Regions from separate parts of the Homo sapiens genome. Here all the other regions are linked to region 1. Evidence: chromatin contacts called from ENCODE Hi-C or POLR2A ChIA-PET data. All regions are on one chromosome and are shown on one strand. The core of a region is the stretch at or near the end of the contact, and the rest is flanking DNA. Distances in the headings are between cores, read along the strand shown.

Region 1 (2,860 bases), core at 188-2,687:
CATCTCAAATGACATAATGGGACAGTCACCCTCTTTGGCTTCGTATCACTCCCTCCCGATGGAAGAAGTTCTCTTTGCACCCAAAGAAGTGGCTAGCCCTGCTCATTCTGCTCTTTCTTCCTCATGGCCCAGGAGGAGAGCTGCTGGGTACCACCCTAGGTGGAGCAAGGACCCCCCACTCTGCCCCAGCTTTCCTGGGACACGATGGCCCTGGCTCCAGTGGCTGAGAGTTAACATTCCCTGGCACCAGCCACTGGCTCCCTTCCCCTGGATGCTCTGTTCCCGATTAGCACAGCAGGCAGGGGCCTGGCGCTCGTCCCTGACCTCGGGGCCTCCAGCAACCAGACCCCTGGCTTTAGCGGATGAGCTACCAATTCTTTTTAAAGCACTGACTGATGCGTGGTATTAAGCAGGGACAAGTTTGCGGCCTCACTGCCCTTTCCCAAAGGACCAGGGTGCCTCTTCCCGGAACACTGTGTGTGCCTGCGTGGAGGGGAAACTGCCCCCGCTTCCCTCTCTTGGGGTGCAAAAATCTGGGCCAGAGGTCCCACTGCGTGGCCTTCCCTATTCCCCTCTGCTTTCCTCCCAAGCCTCCATCTGCCGAGGAGGCCTCTCCCCTTCTTCAGGAGGGAAAGAGGAATGCACAGCAGTTGAGCCAAGACCCCTCCAGGAGCTGCGATGGGGGCGGATGGTGGCTGGGAGCAGAGACACATCCTGCGGGCGGCGGGTGGCACAGGCTGGGACGTGTTCTTAGCCAGTGGCTCCACCAGCTTCCGCGAGGCCGAATCCTGCCCTTGCCAGTCATGAGCTGAGGCAACTCCTTTCCCGTCTGGGCCTCGGTTTCCTGTCAGGCACTGGATGAAATCCCTTCCAGCTCTAAGATTTGGGATCCGAGGGCTCGCTCTCTTTCCCTGCCTGTGGGGTTGGCCAAGCCGGGCTCAGCCAGCTCCGCTCTAAGTTCGTGGAACTTGCCAGCTTAGCCTGGCTCCCGCTTATCGCTGCTCCATCACAGGAAAGACTCCAGTTCCCAGGGCAGCCCCCACTCTTTTTTTTTTTTTTGCAACTTTCACATCACAGACAGCTCAGCTCTCAGAAGACCCAGGGCCACACAGAACAGTGGGATGGGGCAGGGGTTTCTGGAATCCCCTCCCATTTTCACTTGGGTGCTGCCTCAGCACAAATTTCCCAGGCTCCTTTCACAACACACAACACACATACACACAAACACACACACGTGCACACACACACACACATGCACCCACAGATATCACTCCCCAGTGGCTGACTCTTAGGAGGCATCCCTCCCCCACCCTGATTTCTGGGGGTGACTCACAGAAGCAGTGTGCCCACTTAGGAGTCTCTGGGGAGAAGATTCCTGAGGCCGAGAGGGTCCTTGTTCTCTTCTTGCCCTCGGCTCAGCGGGCACCGGGAGAAGAATGCGATCCCGGAGACTGCACCGTCTTAAATATAGCAGCACTGAGACAGTACAATGACAATGGATGAGAACTATGGCATCGGGGACAGGGGGCCAAGGGGAGGGGCCATTCCGTGTCTCCAGCCTGCTGGGCAGCAGCGACAGGTGGAGCTGTCCGCCGCGTCCCCCCACACTGCTCCTCCTCTCAGCTGGGTCCTTTCTGCCCAACCCAAGCCCCTGTTAAAATGGAAAGGAGGGAACGGCTCAGGCATGGTCGTATGGAGGGCAGATCCCGTGCGGCGTTCTCAGCTGTCGGGAGTTCTGATCTGAATTCTGCCCCGGCTGACTGGGTGCCCTGGGGAAGGCGCTCAGCTTCCCTGAACTGACTGCCTTCTGAAAAACGGAGACAGTGAGACTGGGCACCTGGACTTCATGAAGACGGTGGAAGGAATATGACCTAAAAGTGAGTGTTTCGTGCTCAGAAGTTGTCACTGGCTAAAACAGCAATGTGTGGCTCCTGGTCCCTCCACCACTCCGGTAGTTACTACACGGCCCCCGCCCTGACCACAGTCATGTGTGTGTGGTGTGGTGCAGGCAGGAGGAGCTGGGGAGCCACCTACTGCTTCACTGTGCAAACTGCTCAGGCTGCCAGAGTGTCCCCTGAAGGGCCTTCTTATAGGGTAAACGCACCTGACAGGGATAACTGAAGCACGCTCCAAGAATGACCCTGTGTGGAAGACCTGAATATGTGTTCCGAGCTAAGGAATCTGGGGAGTAGCCAACCCGTTTCTTACCTACGATGAATATCTGAGCCCCCGTCCCGTCCCTTCTGGTGGAACGCTGGCCATACAGGGGATTGAGGCCCTGAGTTTTGGGTTAAATGAAGATTGCCAGGTGGAGGTCATTAGGGGATGGTGTAAAGTGAAAATGCTCTATAAACTGCATGCTGTTTGCAAGGGGCTGAGGTTTTCCTGCCCAGTCGGCCGCCACTGGTATGTTGTCCAGCCCGCCGCCCCTGGACCATTTCTGTATGTAAGGCGGTTCTCCTGTCCAGTTCATCACCAGTGGACTCTCTCTCCTGTAGGCAAGCCCCTAACAAACCCCCACGTTCCTTCCTTTCCTTCCTTCCCTTCCTTCTCTCCCTTTCTTTTTCTTTCTTTCTTTCTTTCTTTCTTTCTTTCTTTCTTTCTTTCTTTCTTTCTTTCTTTCTTTCTTTCTTTCTTTCTTCTTTCTCTTTCCTTCCTTCCTTCCTTCTTTCCTTCTTTCCCTCCCCCCCTCCTTCCTTCCTTCCTTCCTTCTCTCTCTCTTTCTTTCTTTCTTTCTTTCCTTCTTTCCTTCTTTCTTTCCTTCTTGAGTCAGAGTCTCACTTTGTTGTCCAGGCTGGAGTGCAGTGGCATGATCTCAGCTCACTGCAACCTCCGCCTCCTGAAACCCCCATGTTCCGTT
Region 2 (2,860 bases), core at 230-2,729, 240 kb before region 1:
AGGCATGGAAAGAGGTTATCTCCCAGATTTTAATTTTTCTCACTTGTAAGTTATGGATCCCTAAGGCCCCTAGGAGACAAACACTTCCTCTGCTTAATCAAGTCTTATACTCCCATACATTTAATGGCAAACACTAAATGCCAGTTGTAACTTCTCTTTAGTACAAGTGAATTCAAAGTTCAAGAGAAACGAAAACCCGGAAGATGGCTGAGGAACCAAGGTAAGGATGGAAGACTGCTCTAAGCCAGGGGCTGGGGAAACCTCCCCGCCTCCATTTTTACTCTTCTCCAACCCACTTCTCTCCCAGCAGCCGAATGAATCTTTCTAGAAGCTGATAGTAACCACTCCCTGACTTAACATCTGTCAATACAGGGCTCTCAAGGCTCACTCCTTCAGGACAAGCCCCTGCCTTGACAACTTCATGGGTCGTGGTCTCCCCTTATCCCCACCCCAGCGCTCTCTACTCTGTTCTCTGAACCAGCCACCCCCAAGTTCCAACAGTTCTCAGAGAGAGTCAGACCCTTCCTGGACACTTCCTACGTAAAAGGGATTGAGAGGAGCAAACGAATGACTATCTGTACTGTTGCCCAAATACACTGCACACCAGAACTCCCCTCTCTTTCCCTCTTAGAGACATTAGGGCTCAAAGGGTTGTATCCTTATATAACCCCTTTCTACAACCATAGAAGAGGCTGCAGGGAGGCTGAAGTGACATGTCCAGGTTCACAGTTGAATTAGAACCAGGCTCCACACCACTGATTTGAAACCCTGGAGTCCTGATAGTGCTGTCAATCTGAAAGGGACATCAGGTATGGCCTAACTCAGCCCTCTCGGTGCACAGGTGCAGATACCCAGGGCTTCCCAGCCTGCCATCTCCCTGAACCTTCATTTATCAGTCCCCAGTCAAACGCACCTCCTCCTCCTCATCAGGTGTGCCAGGCTCACTCCTGTGGCCGCAGGAGGCCACACGCGGGCCCCGGGGTCATGGGGGCGACCGGCAGCTGCGCGCCCCAGCTGGCCGCCCAGCCCCACCTCCTGTTTGCCGCCCGAGCCGGGAAGGGGCGCCGCTCCCCGGGACCACACTCACTTGGCGCCCGCGGCCTGGAAGAGGTCGGCCCACTCCTCCGGGTGGAAGAAGCGCGCAGTGAACTGCGGTCCGAAGTCGGCGTAGCTGAAGCCGGGCGGGTAGTTGTCGCGCATGAAGCGCTGGTACTGCGGCCGCCCCTCGCCCTGCCAGTGCCACCAGAACCACTCGCTGCCCCAGGCGGGCACCGAGAACACGCCCCAGTGGATGAACACCCCGAACTTGGCTTCGTCGAACCAGGCCGGCAGCGGCCGAGAATCCAGGCTCGGCCAGTCTGGGGTGTAGCGGCGCGGAGGCTGGGCCCGACGCACCGACTCGGCCGCTCCGAGGAAGAGCAGCAGCAGCAACAGCGCGGGACCCGCCGGCCGCGACCTCATCCCCGGAGCCCGCATCGCTACCCCTCAGCGACGCGGCCCACTCTTAACGCGCAGGTGCCCGCGGGCGGCTCCGCCCACTCTGACTAACGATTGGCCCGGAAGGAAAAAGGGGTGGGACAACCTGGACAGGTTGGCCCGAGTCGCTTCCTCCTCGGGTCGGAGGAGCGCCCTCTGGTGCTCAAGAAGGGAAAGACGCAGGGAGGCGTTGACAGCGCTTCGCTGAAGGACGAATAAAAACCTTGAAAAGGGACTTAACTGCGAGGTTAAATCGTGGAGGTGAGCAAGGCCCAGTGTGTGCGGAGAACTCACATTTAAGAAGGAGTCCATTGAGCCGGACGCAGTGGCTCACGCCTGTAATCCTAACACTTTCGGAAGTCGAGGCGGGAGGATCGCTCTGAGCCCACAAGTTGGAGACTAGCCTGTCTCTATAAAAAATAAACAAAATGAGCCTGGCGTAGTGGTGCACGTCTGGAGTCCCAGCTACTCGAGAGGCTGAGGTGGGAGGTTCGGGATCGCTTGAGCCCGGGAAGTCTGGGCTGCAGTGAACCGAACCGTGATCACGCCTCTGGGAGTAGTCCATTTTGCCGCAGCAATCCTGCAGGGGTAGGCTGAAGTGAGATCACGAGTTTTATTTAGTGATCACTTGGGAGCCATAGGGGGCTTTTGAGTTGTCCTGTAGCACAAGGCTGGAGGAGGAGATAACAGACCGGAAGGGTATCTAACAGCCCTGACAGAAATAAGGAGGTAGAGGGATGATGGGAAGAAACGTTATGAAAGGAGAGGAAAGAGAAAACTGGGTACTGAAAGAGGGAGAGCGGGCAGGACCGTTTCATCTGTCTGGTATTTACTGAGCTTTCTTTGGGAATTCCGAGGCATTTCAAATAGCTTAGTTTGTACCGAGATACCGCCACTGCACTCCAGCCCCTGGGCGACAGAGCCAGACCAAGGAAGAAAGAAAGGAAGGAAGGAAGGAAGGAAGGAGGAAGGAAGGAAGGAAGGAGGAAGTGGAGAGCCAAGAGGACCCAGGATTGCCTGGCAGGGAAGTTCCCCAGTTCCTCTGCAATTTGCACATGCTGCACATACTCAAACGGGAGGTGAGGCCATTAGCGAGGGAAATACGGAAGTCAGAAGTCTCTGAACAGACAAGGTGGCTCACGCCTGTAATCCCAGCACTTTGGGAGGCCGAGGTGGGCAGATCACCTGAGGTCGGGAGTTTGAGACCAGCCTGGCCAACATGGTGAAACCCCATCTCTACTAAAAATACAAAAATTAGCCGGGCATGGGGTGCGCCTGTAATCCCAGCTACTCAGGAGGCTGAGGCAGGAGAATTGCTTGAACTCGGGAGGTGGAGGTTACAGTGAGCCGAGATCGCACCACTGCACTCCAGCCTGGGCGACAG
Region 3 (2,860 bases), core at 98-2,597, 200 kb before region 1:
AACTGCTCCCCACACCCCAGACCCTGATCTGGGCCAATGAAGAAAGATTTTGCCCCTGAGGTAGAGTTGCAAGATTCTTCAAGTAAAAAATGTTACAGGCATGAGCCACCCCACCTGGCCCAATGAATTATATTCTTGAAGATGATGGAGAGTAGATTTTAAGTGTTCTCACCACAAAAATAAGTATGTGAGGTAATGCAACAATAGTTGAGACATTCAGGCACTAAAAATTACTTGTTGCTTATGTGCGATTAGAATGCTCAGCCTAGCGTGGTGGCTCACGCCTGTTATCCCAGCACTTTGGGAGGCAGAGGCAGATGGACTGCCTGAGATCAAGAGTTCAAGACCACCCTGGGCAACATGGTGAAACCTCATCTCTACTAAAATACAAAAAATTAGCTGGGTGTGGTGGTGCGTAGTTGTAGTCCCAGCTACTCAGGAGGCTGAGGCATGAGAAATGCTTGAGCCACAGAGGCGGAGGTTGCAGGGAGCCGAGATCGCCTTACTGCACTCCAGCTTGGGCTCCAGAGTGAGACTCTGTCTCAAAAAAAAAAAAAAAAGAAAAAAGAAAAAGAAAAAAAAGAATGTAACCAGGCATTCTCTGTCTTATCTGGCAACACCACCCAGAGGGGACACTTGGCAATATCTGGAGACATTTTTGGTTGTCACAACCTGGTGGAGGAATTCTACTGACATCTGCTAGGGAGAGGCCAGGAATGCTGCTAACCATTCTGCAATGCACAGGACAGCCCTACAGCAAGGAATTATCCAGCTCAAGATGCTAACTTGCGAACCCTGGTCTGGACCTAGTCCTGGCTCCTTCAGCGCAAAGCCATTGCTGGGAAGGGCCTTTAATTTGATCATTCATCCCTTTGGGAAATGGAACAGTAACAGCCTCCAGCCCTTGCATCTCTCCCAAGAGCAAGACATTGGCAGTGAGGAATGGGACAGAGAGCCCCAGGTGCCAAGAAAGAGGAAAAGAAGACCAGAAGGAGCTGGGGAGTGGGGCCCGCCTGCAGCCTACATCAGACTCCTATCTGGGCTGGAATTGGAGACCCAGGGGTGAGCTGGAAGAGATCTAGCAGATGCTTCCACAATCCTGAATCCTAGACCTCTGGCCTTGAGAAAGCCCCACATGGGGAAGAAGGGTGAGGCTGTCCCCAAACGCCTGGTCCTCCATTGCAGCCCAAAGCATGTAATTGGAGGTGGAAGGCATGAATGAGTGAAGGAATGAATGAACGAAGGAAGAAAGAAAGGAAGTTACTGAAAGTTCAAGTGGAAGGAACGCTGGGAAGCGGAGTTTTTGTGTGGTCTCTGCCATTGCCTGGCTGACCAACAAGTTGCTTCCTGTATCTGTTCTCAATTTCTCCATTCCTAAAATGAGGAAGTTGGAGATAACAGGTGCCCCTGAAACGCCTGAGTGCATGGAAGTCACCCACAGGGCCTGTTAAAACACAGATTGGGGCCGGGTGAGGAGGCTCATGCCCGTAATCCCAGCATTCTGGGAGGCTGAGGCGGGAGGAGGTCTTGCCTGAACTCAGGAGTTTGAGGTTATAGTGAGCTCTGATTATGCTACTGCACTCCAGGCTGGGTGACAGAGAGAGAACCTTGACTTGAAAAACAAAACCCCAAAACACAGATTGCTGGGCCCCACTCCCAGAGATTCTGATTCAGTATTCTGGGATGGGGCCCAAGAATCTGCATTTCTAACTAATTCCCAGGGGAAGCAGATGCTGTCGGTCCTTGGACTCCCTATGGGCAGCACTGGACAAGAGAATCAATAAGGAAGCTCCATGATCTCTCAGTCCCCTGGGCAGGGCTGATGGGGCCCACAGGGGAAGTCTGTTCTCTTTTTGCCCTGGGAGGGCCAGGAGCAATTGTAGGTGAGGGTTTAGGAGGCGGTTTTCTCAGCTCCTTGGGTAGAGCTGGCCTCAGCAGCCCTTGTACTGTGAGATGCCGCCATCTACAGGATGGATCTACCCCATGCTGGGGCCGAGTGCTGTCATATTGAGGGTCTGATCTGAGGAGGAACATTCCCGAGAGGTATACTTTTCCTGTCAGGCCACAGGGAAGCAGTCTTTGCACTGTCTGAACCAACTGACCCTAAGATGGTTCAAAGCCAGGCATGGTGGCTCATGTCCGTAATCCCAGGCCTGTGGGAGACCGAGGAGGAAGGAAGGATTGCTTGAGCCCAGGAGTTCGAGACCAGCCCAGGCAACATAGCGAGACCCTGTCTCTACAAAAAATAAAAAATTAGCTGGGCATGGTGATGTATGCCTGTACTCACAGCTACTCAGGAGGCTGAGGCAGGAGGGTCATGTGAGCCCAGGAGGTCAAGGCTGCAATGAGCCATGATCTGCACCACTGCACTCCAGCTTGGGCGATGGAGGAAAAGAAAAAAAAAAAAGATTATTCAGTTTTCAGTGTAAATGTTGGTCCCTGAATTAACTTGGGAAAATAAAACAAAATGTGTCTGCAATCATATGGGATAACATATTTTCACCAAAACTGTTGTTATGTTTTGCCTTTTAAACCCTGCTATACAGTATTCCTTTTAAAATTAATTAATTTTTTAGAATTGTCAAAAATTGTATACATTTAACATGTACAATGTGATGTTTTGTAATATACATATACATTGTAGAATGGCTAAATTGAACCAATTAGCATATGCATTACCTCATATACTTATTTTTGTGGTGAGAACACTTAAAATCTACTCTCCATCCGCCGGGCACGGTGGTTTATGCCTGTAATCCCAGCACTCTGGGAGGCCGAGGCGGGCGGATCACGAGGTCAGGAGATCGAGACCATCCTGGCTAACATGGTGAAACCCTGTCTCTACTAAAAAATACAAAAA

Evidence for each region. Hi-C counts contacts between places; a loop is a spot of excess contacts on that map. ChIA-PET counts read pairs that join two places held with the same protein, here RNA polymerase II (POLR2A). Pooled maps may share reads with other maps.
Region 2: a map of ascending aorta shows a loop between it and region 1 (5-fold over the local background). The contact joins the promoter of FUCA1 here to the promoter of MYOM3 in region 1. A Hi-C loop is called at or near these places in 2 of 168 maps with a recorded cell type or tissue (ascending aorta and ovary) and 11 of 50 pooled maps. POLR2A ChIA-PET finds 5 or more read pairs at or near these places in 2 of 52 experiments (AG04449 and Panc1).
Region 3: a map with no recorded cell type shows a loop between it and region 1 (16-fold over the local background). The contact joins the enhancer-like site here to the promoter of MYOM3 in region 1. A Hi-C loop is called at or near these places in 2 of 168 maps with a recorded cell type or tissue (ascending aorta and cardiac septum), 1 of 37 single-sample maps with no recorded cell type and 8 of 50 pooled maps. POLR2A ChIA-PET finds 5 or more read pairs at or near these places in 3 of 52 experiments (Caco-2, OCI-LY7 and Panc1).

The regions. Positions count from the first base shown.
Region 1 is chr1:24,110,698-24,113,557 of GRCh38, forward strand. MYOM3 (myomesin 3) reads right to left here and starts at 1,438. Exons shown (of 37, transcript NM_152372.4): 1 at 1,334-1,438. RefSeq lists an enhancer at 1,640-2,148.
Region 2 is chr1:23,866,811-23,869,670 of GRCh38, forward strand. It overlaps FUCA1 (alpha-L-fucosidase 1), which reads right to left and starts at 1,480. Exons shown (of 8, transcript NM_000147.5): 1 at 1,088-1,480. The coding sequence starts at 1,476. RefSeq lists a silencer at 892-1,111.
Region 3 is chr1:23,915,029-23,917,888 of GRCh38, forward strand. No RefSeq gene overlaps it. Among named protein-coding and RNA genes, the nearest start is that of CNR2, 3.1 kb to the left of the region's middle. RefSeq lists an enhancer at 2,013-2,062. Within about 2 kb of position 1,348, at least 10 of the 41 ENCODE cell types and tissues checked have a DNase peak (open chromatin) inside an H3K27ac peak, as active enhancers do; they include OCI-LY7, where a contact is called at or near this core.